Regions from separate parts of the Homo sapiens genome. Here region 1 is linked to region 2. A link is a loop called in an ENCODE intact Hi-C map of the cell type or tissue named here. Cell type or tissue: mammary epithelial cell. All regions are shown on one strand. Links, peaks and the distances in the headings refer to the core of each region. The heading gives the core; the rest is flanking DNA.

Evidence for each region. Hi-C counts contacts between places; a loop is a spot of excess contacts. Peaks named below come from ENCODE experiments on the same cell type or tissue, not always from the same donor. Only the 100,000 strongest peaks of a DNase experiment are listed, where the experiment ranks them.
Region 1: it touches region 2 in a loop (5-fold over the local background); 4 of 110 quality-filtered maps call a loop at or near these places.

Annotation. Positions count from the first base shown.
Region 1 is chr2:96,423,159-96,431,484 of GRCh38, reverse strand. No RefSeq gene overlaps it. Among named protein-coding and RNA genes, the nearest start is that of NEURL3, 78 kb to the left of the region's middle. RefSeq lists an enhancer at 2,830-4,029. In mammary epithelial cell, for the core only: no CTCF peak of the experiment used is centred there; DNase peaks (open chromatin) are centred at 3,284 and 7,984.
Region 2 is chr2:96,504,442-96,512,767 of GRCh38, reverse strand. It overlaps NEURL3 (neuralized E3 ubiquitin protein ligase 3), which reads left to right and starts at 7,411. Exons shown (of 4, transcript NM_001285485.2): 1 at 7,411-7,509. The coding sequence starts at 7,482. RefSeq lists a silencer at 4,313-4,652. In mammary epithelial cell, for the core only: CTCF peaks have their summits at 3,194 (motif pointing right) and 4,546 (motif pointing right); DNase peaks (open chromatin) are centred at 3,227 and 7,347; H3K4me3 peaks cover 320 bases; H3K27me3 peaks cover 196 bases.

The DNA.
Region 1 (8,326 bases), core at 269-8,268, 81 kb after region 2:
CACAGTCAGACATGCCAGCTACTGCAACAGGATGGACAGTTCCAGGTGCCAGCATGGGGGCCAGCTCTCCGCGAGGCTACAGCTGGACCAGGTGTACTGCAGGCAACTTCCATGGTGGGCATCAGGGTACATGGTGGCACCCAGAAGCTTGGAGACACCAAGAACCATAGGGGCCCAAAGAGGGAGTCACAGCCCTGGCTCAGGGAGCTCCCAAGTCTGGGCTCCTCAAAGGGCCACAGCTCTTCTCTCCTTCTCTTTCCCCGTGATGTGGTGAGCAAGGGACATGTCTCAGGCCTGTTTGTGTTAATGCTCTTTTAGCCCCACCATTCAACAGGTCCCAAGTTCTTATCCTGTGACAAGGAAGAATGAGGTACACAGACAGGTGGAGGGTGAGCAAAACAAAGAGGAGCTTTATTGAGTGATAGAACAACTCAGTCTCCCACATGAGCAGGGGGCAGCTCCTTTCTGCAACCAGGCTGTCCCCACTAGTGTTCAGCTCCTGGCAGAGAGGGGACCCTGGAATAGGAAGTTCCTCTCTGCAGGCAGGTCATCCCATTGTCTCTGCAGCTCTCAGCAGAGAGGAGGCCCTGGAGTGGGTTGCTCCTCTCTGCAGGCAGATCATCCCGTCATCTCCCCAGCTCTCAGCAGAGAGGAGGCCCTGGAGTGGGTAGCTCCTCTCTGCAGCTGGTCATACTGATATCTGCCCAAGTTTGGCTGAGCCTGGGGATTTTATGGGCCTGCAGGGGAGGAAGTGCACAGCAGTTGGTCCATGGGTGGCCATGGGCAGGCCTGGAAAAGGCACTGTAAGTTCCCACTCCAGTCCGTGGGACTGGCAGCCTGGCCTCCAGCCTTCAGGCCCTCCCTGGACTGAAGGTGGGGCTTCATTGGGACTTGCCCCCTTCTGCCCAGGAGGCTGTCTGCCTCCTGCTGTGGTTCATGGTGCCCAGGCTGTTCATACCAAAGGCTGCCTGCAGGCCAGCGCTGCTGAGCTGGCCTCAGTCCTGCCTTGGCTTCCCTTCCATGCTCATCCGCACCCAAAATCTGGAGGGTTCTGAGGTAACAGGGGCCTGGTGTGTCAGCACTGCCCCAAGTGTGTGCACACCCAGCCAGGCTGCAACAATGCCCAGGCTCAGCCCCAACTTTGCTCCAAGATTGGAGCAGGCACTGACAGCAGGGAGAAGCCAGGCAGTGGGAGCAGGCACTTCCAAGCCTGCAAGGGCAGTGGGGGCCTTCTTGGGCCCCCAAGAGTGCAGGGATGCCTAGGTCCACAGGTGTAGTTTGGGCAGCTGCAGCTGTATCCCAGGGTCAGGGCTCTTGCTTGCTCCATGGAGTGGGAGCACAGGGATGTCTGGAACTGGAACTGTGTCTTGGGTGGCTGCAGCTGCATCCAAGGAGCTCCTGCTTCAACTCAGAAGGGGTAGGGCTCCTGCTTGTCCCCCACTTTACTGGCTTCATTGAGCATGAAGCCCCAGCCATGCCTCCCTGCTGCAGCTTGTGTGATGGCAGTGTCAACTCCAGATGGCCCACTGCTGCCATCATTAATACCTTAAGAAAATTTTGTTTCAATGTAGGGAACCAATGTTAGAACAACTATAACTTTTAAATAGCTTTTGGATTAGACAACAATTATTTTCCTTTAGTTAAGAAGTTAAGGTTTGTACTGCACATTGCTGTGTGAGTTCTGTGAAGGGGGAGCAAATGAGGAGGTGATCTACACACTGTAGAAGTTAGTCCCCCTTAGAGATTGCTTGGTTAGATTTCTTGCTAGGGTTTGTCTGAATAAGTGTGGGCTATTTTTAACCCTGGAGGTAAGACTATCTAGGTGAAGGTTATTGGTTAAAGATTTAGCTGGCATTCCTGGGAGAAATAGGGCTATTAGAGGGAAAGATGAATTCAGAAGTTGGGTAAATATTAAGCAGGCACCCATTTTGGAAAGTATATTTTTGTCCCAAAGGAGTTTGGGTTATTTAGATACTATAGGGACTGTTGGGAGAAAGGTCGTTGGTTCCTTAAGTAATATAAAGGGGTGTGAATTTTTTGGGGGAGGGAGCAGGTGCTGCTTGCCCTCATTACCTGACAGAATTTGGAGGAGAGTTGTTCAGGGAAGATTAGTACAGAGTAAGTAGCTTTTGAACTTAAAAGGGAAATTTATAATTTCACTTGCCACCTTCAGAGTTGCCCTTGGTTTTGTTGTGTTGATGGTGGTGTCTGATTTGGAAGCAGCTGGAGCAGAGAGCCCCTTCAGTTCAAGGCCACCAAGGGTTGGAATTCCATCCTGGAGGCACTTCAGCCCTCAAGGAAGCTTCATTTCCAGTGGCTGAGCTTGTGGCAGAGCCATGTAGAGCTTTTTCCCATTTATCCCATTGGGGTAGTTTGCCTTCCAGTGGCCTGGCAACTACCTGGAGAAGTTTCCTTAGAGCTATGGGGAGGGGCTGGGGCTTGTACAGCAGCCAACAGTTGAGCTTGCCTTTTGTCCCTGTATTTTTCTTTCTCCTTAGCCCTGTCCTCCTTATTCTGCTCTTGGTTACAAAAGACTGAGGAGACTAATTTGAGGATTTTCTGCAGAGGGGCCATGCTTTATTTCACAAGAAAATTAGACCTTCCTTTTTGAGGGTTTGGGGGTTGAATTTGTCCCAGTGCTTTGGAATGCAGCCTAGAAGTGAGTTTGAAGGAATAGATGGGTCCGACGGAAGGACTGGAAAATGAGCCACTCAGGGCTAACATCTCCTGGGGACATGAACCACACATTCTCTTGGGGCATCCCACTGAGGAAAAGGGTTTCACTCATGTCTGCTTAGGGACTTGGGTGCATTTTCTTTTTTTCTTTCTTTTTTTTTTTTGAGATGGAGTCTCGCCTTGTCACCCAGGCTGGAGTGCAATGGGGGGATCTCAGCTCACTGCAACCTCTACCTCCTGGGTTCAAGTGATTCTCCTGCCTCAGCCTCCCCAGTAGCTAGAGTTACAGGCATACGCCACCGCGCTCAGCTAATTTTTTGTATCTTTAGTAGAGATGGGGTTTCACCATGTTGGTCAGACTGGACTTGAACTCCTGACATCGTGATCTGCTTGCCTCGGCCTCCCAAAATGCTGAGATTACAGGTGTGAGCCACCTCGCCTGGCCTCAGGTGCACTTTCTAAAGGGGTGTCCCACCCATTAGAAAAGACCTCTTCATGCTGGTGCCTTATGCCAGATGGCCAGTCCAGGTATGCTGTTATGCTGGGTGATTAACCCAGGTATGAGGAAAAAGGGTAAAGGAACAACTTGGCTTGGTGCCAGTCCAGGAGAGGGGGTGGGTAAAGAAAGATGTACCATTCTGAGGCTGTCTGGGATCACCTGATTTAGCAACATCCAGAGCAAGATGACTGGGTGACTCCACAGGAGAATTTAGAGTGAGAAAGAGAGGATATGAGTCACCCAAAATGTGTGTGAAGTCACTCTGAATGAGCTACCGCTGCCAGTCATGTCATACATAGGGATTAGGGACCTTTGGCCAGAAAAGAGAGAAGAGGGAATTTTCCTCCATCACAGGCAAGGCAGCCAACCCTGTTCACCCTTTGGCCTTTAGGCAACACTGAGTAGCAGCCCCAGCTGGTTGCTGTTAGTTGCTAGAGGGATACTAGCAGCCGGCTGCTGGAAGACTGAAAAGAGAAAATAAACTTAGGTCCCTCACCTGATGGGTGGTGGCAGTTAGACACTTTCATATGGACACCTTTCAGTCCCACCAGAGTGTAACTTCGGCCAGAGACCTTCAGTTGTCTCCATGCTTAGACGCTGTCCACCGAGGGCCCTGGGTTGGGAAAGAGAGAGGGGAGAGGGTTTCCTGTAAGAAGAGAGAGTCTTCATATGGGCCACCCAAATGTCATGGATAGCAACTAGCTGGGGCTGGTGGTGTGGGTGGTAAAAGAATTTACCAAGACAATTGTCGGTACAGAAAGGCAAATTTTTTAGCGAAAATAGGAAAATACATTGCAAGAAAGCAACAGGCAGATCAGCAAGAGAGGAGCTGACTGCTGGGGATTTAATAGGATGGTGCTTGTGATGGAGAGGGCTGCGTGCAATACTGATAATACCAAGGTTGCAGTGAGCTAGCTTGCATTTTTCTGTCAGGCAAGGGTCTGGTGATAGCTGGGCACAGGCAGATTGTGAGTTATTTGTACAGGAGGACTGTGTGTCCTGGACCATGAAGAAGGACAGACGCATGGCTTATCTGCCTTTTCTTTTTGCTTTCTCCTGCTCCCACCAGCCTGATTCTTTTTCCCTTATTAGGACCCCACAGCTTATTCATGTCCCTAAATATAACACAGGAAAGGATAAGCATCCCTTCTTATGTGACAACATCTTTTCATGCATTAAACATATCAAATACACCAATTTATTTTTATATTTTCTCTTTTTACAAGATTAAAGAACCAATCCTTGAAGATTTTCAAGAAGCCCTCTGGGAAATCTCAAAGTCAGTTTGAGAACAAGATTTCATTTAGGATTTGATTTTTGGGAAGGCAAAATTGTCACACACACACACAAAAAAAACTTCAGCTCTTTTAAAAGTGACAAGTGTTGGTACTCTTAAATAATCAAGGACATGACAAAGATTAACATAAAGCACAGGAGATTCTTCTGAGAATATGTAAAATCTTGCTTTCCTAGACAGATTATTTAAAAGGTGAAGAAAAACCTTTTACAACCTCTTTCTAAGAAAACTTTGTTGTTTTAACAGAGAGAAAAACCAAATTTTAGTTTTGCACCAACGTACTTCTGATATTAGGGCTTAAAAAAACATAAATAAATCCATTCAAATCTTAGCCAGCTTGACCATACATAAAATTCCTTTTCCAAGATTCCTTTTCCACAACGCTTCTACATCCATTCAGGTCCCCTCACCTCCTGCCCCACATTTTCCTTTCTCATTCTGGAACAACTAGATGTTCTATTAATACATTAAAATAAAATTACCCTCTTTCTCTTAACAAAAAAACATACCTTCATCTTACTTTCTTTGCATACATACACATCCGATTTTCCTTGCATACTTTTCATATGCAGTTGTTTTCCTCCAGCTTTATTATTTTTAATAGTTTTAATTACATATATTAATTATAATTTTAACTATTAGTAACCTTTCTTTTACAGAGAAAACTAGGAAGCATACAATTGTGAACTGTCATCACATACCAGTATTCTATAGCAGATTAGCAAAATACTATACAAATACTAACAAGTGTTTTATGAATATACTATCTGACAATTTCTAGAGACATATACTGTTTCTTTATAGTAAAATTTTTCAATATGACAAAAAGAATGTTTACTAACAGATCCAAATGTATTTTATCTACCTATACCATGTAAAAAGAAAAACTCCAAAGTATATAAATTTAAACTTAATCTTAATGATATGATTTGGCTCTGTGTCCCCACCCAAATCTCATCTCAAATAGTAATCCCCACGTGTCGAGGGAGGGAGGTGATAGGATCATGGGGGTGATTTCCCCCATGCTGTTCTCATGATACTGAGTGAGTTATCATGAGATCTGATGGTTTTATAAGTGTTTGGAAGTTCCTCTTTCCCTCTTCTCCCTCCTGCCGCCTTGTGAAGAAGGTGCCTGCTTCCTTTTCCACCGTGATTTTAAGTTTCTTGAAGCTTCCCCAGCCATGTGGAACTCTGAGTCAATTAAACTTCTTTCCTTTATAAATTACCTAGTCTCAGGGAAGTTCTTTATAGCAGTGTGAAAATGGACTAATACACTTAGCCATGAATGTTTTGGTAGTTTATTGTACTTAGAAACAATGTAGACATTTAATGGATTTCTGTTACTTAATTTAACTTAGCATAACTCCAAGGTTGCAAGTTACCAAAAAGATTTTGAAAATTGTTTTCAGGTATTAAACAAAGCTAGCACCAAGTGTAGTGGCTCATGCCTATAATCCCAGCACTTTAGGAGGCTGAGGCAGCAGGATTGCCTGAGGCCAGGAGTTTGAGCCTGCAGTAGCCTGTGATCATGCTATTGCACTCCAGCCTGGGCAACAGAGCAAGATCCTACCAAAAAAAAAAAAAAGAAAGAAAGAAAAGAAAAGAAAGAAAGCTAGCCATCATCTCAAATTCTTCCTCTGTTAACTATTTTTACAGCACATGCATGTTAAACAAATATCATAAAAATAAAAACCTAAATTATTAAATACATAGAGCTTTTGCTTTACTATTGTGTTTGCTTTACTGTTGTGTTTGCTTTATTATTGTGTTTGCTTTACTATTGTGTTTGCTTTACTATTGTGTTTGATATAAGTGAAATAATGGACTTCAAGCAATTCACTTTTACTGCATCTTTACTCGTACATTTGTTCTCATATTATATTAACAATTTTCATATTCTTAAACATCCAGTAGATAAAATATTAGCTTATTTAACTAGTAAACCCAAGTTGAATAGAAATGTATGCTCATATTACATTTAATGCTGGAACTCAGAAGACACAACTGTTTTTATTAAGCCAATAATATTAAACTAATCTTACATATCAAAGATTTACCTAAGTCATATAAACTTGAAGAGCAATATAGTTCCTTTATTTCTGAGAGTTTTAGGAATATTTAAATTATATAAGTACTTATTTTTATTTTTATTTTTTTGACACAGTCTTGCTCTGTCACCCAGGCTGGAGTGCAATGGCACGATCTCGGCTCACTGCAACCTCCGCCTCGTAGGTTCAAGTGATTCTCCTGCCTCAGGCTCCTGAGTAGCTGGGAATACAGGTGCCCGCCACCACACCCGGCTAATTTTTTTGTATTTTTGGTAGAGACTGGACAGAGCTCTTTTATTAATTAATTTTGGCAACACCATGTGGAGATAGAAAACTATCACATGTACATCACATACATACATGGACAAATGCAAATAGAGATCTTACAGCTTTCCGTTCCTTTTTTTTTTTTTTTTTTTGAGATAATCTCGCTCTGTTGCCCAGGCTGGAGTGCAGGCCTGATCTTGGCTCAAGTGATTCTCATGCCTCAGCCTCCTGAATTGCTGGGATTACAGCCATGCACCACCACACTTTGCTACTTTTTGTATTTTTAGTAGAAACTGGGTCTCAGTTTGTTGGTCAGGCTGGTCTCAAACTCCTGGCCTCAAGTGATCTGCTCACCTCGGCTTCCCAAAGTGCTGGGATTACAGGCATGAGCCACTGCACAAGGCCCATTCTAAAATTTTAATACACTCTTATCTTTGATATTTGTATCTGAATTGTGTGTTGCTTTTGTGTATGTGTATGTGTTTGTGGGGGAGATTTTTAAGATTTCCTTCTGCCCTGTTATGTAATCCCTTGGAGCCTGTGGATCACATTTCAAGCATGTTACTAAGGAGATGCTGGGGGCTGCCTGAATGTCCTCACAGCCCACGTGAGTGGATAAAAATTTAATCTAATTCCAATCAGCTTTTTTCTTTTCAGCTTCAGGAAGTTGCTTTTGGGATAACATGAGTCCCCTGAGAGCCCCTGATTGGGGCAGGGGGACTGAAATGGCTGAGGGAGCCAAGGGCTGGGAAAGAGAAATGTCTGGTGGGGGTGGACAGAGGCAGGAGGGGGAGGAGTTTAAAGGGGACACATCAAAGGATTCAAGGGAGCTGAAGGGAAGATCAAAGGTGGTCGGAGGAGGAAGGAGGAGGAAATAATGGGAAGACGGAGGTCTTAGAGGGGCCGTTTTGGGGAGGTCTTAAGTTTCCCAGAAAGACCAATCAAGTTCTAAATTATCCTCAGCCAGCTCATGCACTAAGAAGATGGACAGAGCTGGTGGAGCATATAGTTAGCCAGGGTTCAAGAAGGAAGTTTCAGTGGACTGAAAGATTCCCGTGGGAGGAGCAGGGCCAAATAGAGAACAGAGAGCCTTCATGAAGAGCCAGGGAAGAATCTTCCAGCCCAGGATTTGGGGAGGGGATCCCCACTTGAAACAAAGTGAGGAAGAATTTACCAGCCCAGAGCCAGGCCTAGGAGTCAGAGAATGAATGAATCATCTCCACTGCAAACAAAGAGCGGGACTTCCAGTACAGCAGGCAGCTTCCAATCAAAGATGCTTGGGCCTAGCACTGTGGCTCATGTCTGTAATCCTAGCACTTCCAGAGGCTGAGGCAGGAGGATTGCTTAAGCCCAGGAGTTTGAGACCAGCCTGGGCCAATCCTATCTCTAAAAAATAAAATAAAGTTAGGTGTGTGTGGTGGCATGCACCTTGATATGGCTTGTCCCCACCCAAATCTCACCTTGAACTGTAATAATCCCCAAGTGTCAAGAACAGGGCCAGGTGGAGATAACTGACTCATAGGGCTGGTTCCCCCATAC
Region 2 (8,326 bases), core at 188-8,187:
GGCAAAAACTCAGAGGAGTGGAAGGAAGATATTTTCTTCCTCTCTGCGCTATTTTGGCTTTGGTGAGGGACCAGAAGGAACTCCAGGGATCTGGAAAAATTCTACTGGAGAAGTTGGTGATTTGTCCTTCTGGCCAGTAGAGGTGGTTCTCAGCTACAACAGCTCCCCTGCCCACCCACCCACAGTGCCCCCACAGCTGAGTTCCTGCGGGCTGGGTGCCAGGCGATGTGCATGCAGCACATGTGAGTCCCAGGGGCATGGGGTCTCCCAGCGCTCAGAGCCTCCCACCACCCTGCACCCAGGGTGCCATGCCCTCTCTCTTTCCCTGCACCCTATGGCTGCTGTTTTCCCTCAATATCCATTCTCTCCTTCTCTATTGTAATATTGGAACACTCCAATTTCTGTCTAGCTGGGCACATGATTGCCCAGAATGAAGCCTACACTTCCCAGTTCCTTGCAGCTGGATGTGGCCACACAACTAAGCTTTGGTCAATGGGATTCAAGCTGAAGTTTGGGCCATGTGTGCTCTTTCTGGCTGTGCCCTTTAAGGAAAGGGGCATGCCATGGCCTACTCTGGCCCCTTTTCCCTGCTGGCAGGAGGCATAACACTTCTCTTGACCCACCTGTCTGGGGCTGCAGATGCCCCTGTCCAGGAGGTTTGGCAGAGCCAGGGGCTGCCCTAGCCATGCTGGGTTGGAGGTCTCAGGGTCCTGGAGAGGCACAGTGCTTGTGACCTCACCTGAGCGATCCCACACAGGGCTCCACGGGCCCCACCTTGCAGTGAGAGGACTGTCGGGCACAGTGAATGGCCCCAAGAAAGGCACTGATGTCCTCTTCAGTAAGTGGGGGGCGGGGGGGTGGTTTACTGGTAAGAGCAGGTATTTACTGGTTAGTGCAGTTCCCTGTGTGGGAATGTGCTACTCATTACTCATTCAGCCCTCCTATCAGCCCGCACAGAAGGCCTCTTTATTTCCATTTTGCACATGAGAAAATTAAGGCTTAGAAAGTGTTGTTAGCCAGCCCACAGGCTTATGGCTGTTAAAGTCTGGATTTGAACCCAGCTCTGGCTTCAAAATTTATGCAGTTGGTCACTCCATTGTTCTCCTTCCCCAGTAACTCCGAAAGATCCATCAGAGTCCTCCAGCTGAACGACTGGATCCCTGCCTGGCTGATCCCATCCACCACTGTATGACTGATCGCTTCATCTATGTTCCCAGTGCTGTCATCTCACCTGAGCTTCCACTTGGATTCTCAGTTGCCTTTGAGCCACCTGACTTGATGGTTAACAGCTGCCTCAGACACAGCTATCTGCTAGTACTGTGTTCCTCCCAGACTACCCTCAGTAGATCTGTGTCCCTCCCCGGGGCCCTGGCATCACCTCCCACTGTTGCCAGGCTTAGCCTTGGCTCTCCTGGGGTGCCCTTCCCTGCCTCGTGCCCTTATTAACTTCTCACAGTTCCCTTCCCCTCCTTGCATGCTTCCATTTTCTGCCCAATGGTTCTTTCCCCCAAGCAGACAGTTCCAGGTTCCTCAACCCTTGGCTCCTGCTGAGAATCTTTCAGCAATCCCCTATTTGCTATGGAAGAGTCCAGCCCCTCCACGGCACGGCCCCTGTGATCAGGCTGCCTTCCTGCCCCCCTCCCCACAAGTTGAAGGACCACTGCTCCACTCTACCCTGGGCTAGGCAGTGCTGGCTTCCCACCAACATCCAGTTTCTCCTTCTTCCTTAGTGACAGACCCCAATTTTTAGCTGCTCTTCCCGATAAAGACCACATTTCTCAGTTTCCCTTGCAGCTAGCTGTGGCCATGTGACAAGGTTCTGGCCAATGAGCTATAAATGAAAACGTTACATAGGCCCTCCAGTAAATCAGCTTAATTGCAAGCTGGCTTGGCTTAGCTTAGAGGAGTGCCCATTTGAGTCTTTCTCTTCCCTGATGCTTGGAGCTCTGATGTACTGGCTGGAGTTCCAGCAGCACTTTTGGTACATGACGTGACCTTGAGGCCAGTGCTAGAATGGTGGAGCTGAACAGCGGAGAAAGCCTGGGTCCCCTATGGCTGCAGAGGTGTCATGACTAGCTGGACTGCCTGTCTTCAGCTTATTTTATGTGAAAAAGAAATGAACATGCCTTGCTCAAGCCACTGTCCTTTTGGACATTCTCTTGCATGCAAGCAATCCTAATCCTACCTGATACAACCATACAGCACAGATCATGTCTCCTTTCCTATGCTTTTGTGTGTGTATTCCTTCTCCCTGAAATGCCTTTCATTCCTTTCTTGGCTGTTGAAATCCTATTTACCTTTCAGGGCACAATTTTAATAACTCTTCTTCCACAAAACCTTCACCCATTCCCTGGGCATAACAACCCCTCGACACCGCTGGTTTTCCCAGCCCTCAGTTTGGCCCTCTTGTAGCACTTACCTAAATTCCAGGGCATGCACAAAGTGGCTGAAGGATGAGGATTGGGTTTCCTTCAATCTCTGGTTACCCAGAACTGGGACAGTGCTTGGCACATAGCAGGCACTAAATCAATTCCTGTTGAACACACATGCATGCACACATGCACACGCATGCACACGCATACACACACCCCACACAGGGCAGGCACCACCAGGGCAGGTACCAGGTGTCTTTCCAGGACAGACACCCTGACAGTTGTGTATGGGGTGAGGGGGCACGGGAAAAAGGAAAACAAGAAACCAAAAGAAGAGAGGGCACACCTTTCCCTTGACCCTTCCCTCACGCACAGGCATGAGCAGCCACGCCAGGCCTGGAAGCTGTGCCTCTCTCCCCCAGCTCCCCTCTCTGGCAGGCTCCCCATTCATGCCCAGTGGGCGCTCCCGTGCTGGCTGCTGGCGGGGAGAACCAGGAGGGAGGAAGGCTGTGGAGGCGCTCGGCAGAATCAGGACCCAGGAGGACCGCAGCAGAGCGGAAGTGACAGCACAGACCTGTTAATAACTCTGGGCTGGTACTGTGCTACAGGCTGGCCTCCCTCTCCTCCCTCCCACCCCCAAGGCCCCGTGGGGGCTGCAGCTATTGGTCCAGAGGGCTTGTTGGAGTTGTTGGGTGCTCGAGAGGCAGGCCGACTTGGTGGCTGAGGGCGGCGCCTAGGACACAGGTGCAGTCCTGGCGGAGCGTTTGTGGCCCATTCCCTCCAGGGCACCAGGCCTGTGGTCAGTTCCGCTGCCGGCCACCGGGTGGCAGTGCTGGTCAAGCCCTCCAGCCTCCAGAGCCGGTCTTCCCAGGCGGCGTGGATGCTCCCTGACTCACCAGCTCCGCCAGAACGACATTGTTAGGGCTGGAAGGGCTTAGCCAACATAACACGAAGACGCAATTTATGTATGATTTGAGGGTCCGATTGGAAGGGTTTTTTTGTACATCTACACACCTGTGTGACCACGATCAAGGTGCAGGACGTTTCCAGCTCCCCAGAGGCTTCCCGTGTCCCTGCCGATCACTACCTCCCAAAGGCAGCCTTGTCCTGCTTCGAACACCACGGATGGGTTTTGCCTGAACTTCCTATGAATGGCAGCACGCGGTGCTCTTTGGGTCTTCCCTTACATCAGCCTCACGGCTGTGAGGTTTATCCTCGTCGTTGCAGGTAGCAGTAATTTGTTGTCATTGGCACAGTATTCCATGGCGCGCATATGTGGCAGTTTAGGTCCTGCTGATGGTTGTGGGAAGCTGGGCCGGGAGCAGCCTCTGAGACAGAGATCAGGGACAGGGCTGCTTAGGCGGCAGACCCGGGGAAGCATAGGCCTGGACTGGGTGTGGGTGGGACACTGGCCTTGGCCTCCGGGGAATGGGCCCTGCATTCCCGGGGATCTGAGCAGTTCAGCTCCCCCAGCTGAGTGTGAGGTGGACAGCAGTGGACATTCGCTTGTTTCCAGGCTGGGGCTGTTGTGCAGAGCGCTGCTGTGGGCCAGCACACTTGGTTCACGGGGGTGGCATGGCTGGGCCATGAGGCTGGCAGAGGGGTGCCTTGTGCAAAAGCTCCCAACGCTGCCCTGTTTGGCCCCTGCGCGCCCTGGCCGACCGCCCACAGCGCCCGCGGCCCTGATGTTCTGGGGCTGGTTTCTAGGCAGGGCAGCCCCTGCCCTCTGAGATTTTGGCCCGGCGGGGAACGGATGAGGGCTGGCAAGTGTCATAGGTAGGCGTCCCTGGGCCTTAATGGCAGGGCCCACGAGGGACCGGGCTGCCTGACAGTGCCCCAGGTTGGGCTGGGCTCCCGGTCCCGCTGGGCCGCACGCTGGAGTGGGCGCGGGGCAGCAGTGGCTTCCTCGTGTGCCAGGCTCTTCCCGGAGCGCGGGTTGAGTCTTGAGAGATAACCTGCGTGAAGACATGTGTAGTGATGGGGCTCTGGGCAAGAGAGGCCGACTGCAACAGAGGGGTCCCAGTGAGGCTACCACCCACCCTGGGAGACGGGTGTGTGGGAGCTGCGGTATAGTGAGCCTCGGCGCCGCTCACCTCCCTCTGGGGCGCCCCTCCCGGCTTTGGGGGCTCCCGGGCCCTCGGCGCCTCCTGCAGTACTGACCGCCGCCAGCAGGGGCCGCCTCAGTCTCTGCACAGCGGAGACCGCCCCGCGCTTGAGGGCACGGGCCCGCCCCTCTCAGAGCAAAGGTTTGCAGCGGGGCTGGCGGGTGACATCTACTGCGGGGCAGCCTCAACCTGACACTCAGCAGCAAGTTAGGCCTATCTACAAATCTCCTGCTCTGTGCCCGCGCAGTCCAGTGGAGGAGATATTCCTAATTAGGGGGCACTTCCAAGGGGCGGAGTCTCCGCGGCGAGTGGCCGTGGAGGGGCGCAAGGCAGACGGTCTCCAGCCACGATACCTGGGCCAATCCCAGCCTGTCACGTCATGCCTAGTGAGCTGAACAAGCTGCGTAACTGTCGTGTGCCTCAGTTTCCCCACGTGTATAATGGAAATGATTACAATAAACAGGACCTTTTTGAGGAGTTGCCATGAGGACTGTCAGGTAAGTTCTGGACTTAGAACGGTAGCATTCCGGGCCAGGAGCGGTGGCTCACGCCTGTAATCCCAGCACTTTGGGAGGCCGAGGCGGGTGGATCACGAGGTCAGTAGATCGAGACCATCCTGGCCAACATGGTGAAACCTCATCTCTACTAAAAATACAAAAATTAACTGGGCATCATGGAGAGCGCCACAGTCCCAGCTACTTGGGAGGCTGAGGCAGGAGAGTTGCTTGAACCTGGGAGGCAGAGGTTGCAGTGAGCCGAGATCGTGCCACTGCACTCCAGTCTGGGCCACAGAGCGAGACTCCCTCTCAAAAACAACAACAACAACAACAAAAACGGTAGCATTCTGCAGGGGAGGAAAAGTACAAAAGTAAAATCTTTCCCCACCCATTGCTCGGTTCATGGCTAGGACACCTATAACAAAAGACAGGTCAACAAGAGAAAAGCACACAAATTTATTTCATGTAAATTTTACATGACACAGGGGCCTTTGGAAATGAAGACCCAAAGAAATGGGGACATGTATTTTTATGCGTTGGTTTCATGAAGAGTGGGCATCGTGGAGAAGTGATTGGCTAAAGGGGGAAGGGGTAATAAACCGGGGAGAGTCGGCCAGCCTGTTCAGATTCTTCTCTCTGTCCCTGTGTCTTCAGAGGTAAGGATGGGTCTTATGGCCTCATGGCCCTACTTCAGGGGATTCGGGCAAAGGGAAGGTGAGCGAGGCCTTCCTGCTTCTGCTGTTTTCTTAAATGCCAAAGTGCCATATTTTGGGGTGGCATGTCCTGAACCCTGGCAGTTTGTTCAATAAACAAACACAGAGTGTGTGGCGGGTATGCCTGTACCCTGGACGGGAGGCTTTAGGCAGGTTTTTTAGCTCCTCAGAATGACCTCCTCTGCCCCCCAGCTGCCTCATGGCCCAAGGTCCCACTGATGCAACTATACCACCCCAGCCTGCTGGCTTTGGGTGGCCTGAGGGCCATAGCTTGCCAGGTAATTTTCCAGACAGTCTGAGGCTCAGAGTTGACTTCCCTAATAAGATGCCATACATACCTCTCATGAGAGTGTGATTTATTAACAAGATGCATGGCTGCAGCGCTCTGGGGAACCACCCAAGGCAGCCTGCACTAAGGTGGAGACGTACCTGGCACTAGCCATCCCTTAGCCGAGCAGTCACTGATTGTGGCCTTGATCTGGGGTCTTGGGAGGGGCTTAGCCCACAGGTTGAGGGTCAGGGCACTCACAAGGCTCCAAACCCACCAGGCCCTTGCCCCCGAAAGTGGGGTCCACTTGGCCAGGTGCGGTGGCTCATGCCTGTAATCTCAGCACCTGGGGATGCCAAGATGGGGGGACTGCTTGAGGCCAGAAGTTTGAGACCAGCCTGGGCCACATAGCTAGACCTGTCTTCACAATATCAGAAATATTAGCTGAGCATGGTGGAATGCACCTGTGGTCCCAGCTACTCAGGAGGCTGAGGTGGGAGGATCAATTGAGCTTGGGAGTTTGAGGTTGTAGTGAGCCATGATCACACCACTGCACTCTAGCCTGAATGACAGTGAGACCCTGTCTCAAAAAAAAAAGTCGGGTCCACTTATCTCAGGTAGGGCCTCAGGCTTTCTGAGTCAATCTGCATTTTAACAAGATCCCCAGGAGATTTGAGAGTATGTTGCAATGTGAGTGAGGAGCACTAGGTTAGAGTAAGCCACCTTCCCTCCATGATCCTCAGTTTTCCTAACCGAAATAAATATTGACGGGCTAGAATACCTTTGGCTTCTTTTCCAGTGCTAACACATTGGGAGCTAGACCTTTGCAGTGACTGTCTGTAGGGCTATTTGCATTTTGTGGCAGTTCTGGGAAAGTGGAATTCCCAGAAATTCCAGTGAGAAAGGCTGGAGGGACCATCAGCTCCTCTCCTCTTCTGTCTGCTTTACCCCTCCTTTCTGTTGGAGGTGCACAATTTCCCAGGTCCTGGGATACAGCAAATGCAATTCAATCTGCTTCAGCAACACAGATTGAGTTCCTTCTGTGTGCCAGGGTCTGCTGCAGTGAATCTCCATCCTGGCTGTACATTAGAATCATCTGCGTTGCTCTGTAAACTCCTGATGCCTGGGTTCCACCCTAGGCCAGTGGAACCGGAGTCTTTGGGGGCGGGGCTGGACATAGGTATTTATTAACATGCTTGGACCATTACAATGCACAGCCAGCTTGAGATTGGTCAGAAGTGAGAAAGAAGGCTACCGTAAGACCTACCCAGGCCAGACCCCCATTCCTGTTTCCTTCTCTTAGGCCGGCCAGCTCCAGCAGGTCAGTCTGCGAGTCAGGAGAAATCACTGGGAAATCCCCTGGATATAGTAACACATGACAGCACCATTGAATTAATCATCAACTTTGTAACGTGATCTCTGGCCCATAAAAAGCAGACCTGCTGAATCTTTGGTAACCTGTCCACTGGCCTTCTCCAGGCAGTTCCTTCTAGACCTGGGGACCTGTGCCCGAGGACCTTAGACTGATGGGTGCCCAGCTCTGCTTCGAGGCCAGTAAGTAGACCTCCTGCAAGCCTGGAGCTTGGTCTCTGGACTGGGGGTACAGGTAGCAGAGGGTGCTCTGTGTCATTGCTGGAGTAGAGATGTGGTCAGTGTAAAGTTTAGGGGGCTGGTGGGGTCCCAGTTCTGCCAAGTTGAGCTATGGGACCTTGGGTAAGTCACTTTGTCCCTGGGCCTCAGTTTCTACATCTCCAGGCCAGGGACGATGCCTGCTGGCTTACAGGGATCTTTATAAAATCAAACGCACAAATCAAAAGAGTGATAGGCACAAAGGTTCTCTGCAAGCCTCACCTGAGGCCACAGGTGTCCCGTAGTGGAAGAGCCATATGTGGGGGAGATAGAGGACCTGGTCTTTTTTTTTTTTTTTTTTTTTTTGAGACGGAGTCTCGCTCTGTTGCCCAGGCTGGAGTGCAGTGGCGTGATCTCAGCTCACTGCAAGCTCTGCCTCCTGGGTTCACGCCATTCTCCTGCCTCAGCCTCCCGAGTAGCTGGGACTACAGGCGCCCGCCACCACACCCGGCTAATTTTGTTTTGTATTTTTAGTACAGAAGGGGTTTCACCATGTTAGCCAGGTTGGTCGCGATCTCCTGACCTCGTGATCCACCCGCCTCGGCCTCCCAAAGTGCTGGGATTACAGGCGTGAGCCACCGCACCCGGCCTTGAGGACCTGGTCTTTCAGCACCAGCTATTGGGGTTGTGCATCTCTGGACCTACCCTCCCAGGTAAAGAGCTGGGAGCCTGGGCTCAGGGTCCTCTGTCCCCTGGTGGGCACCATGGGCTCACAGACTAGTAGTTGGCTGTGCCAAGAGCC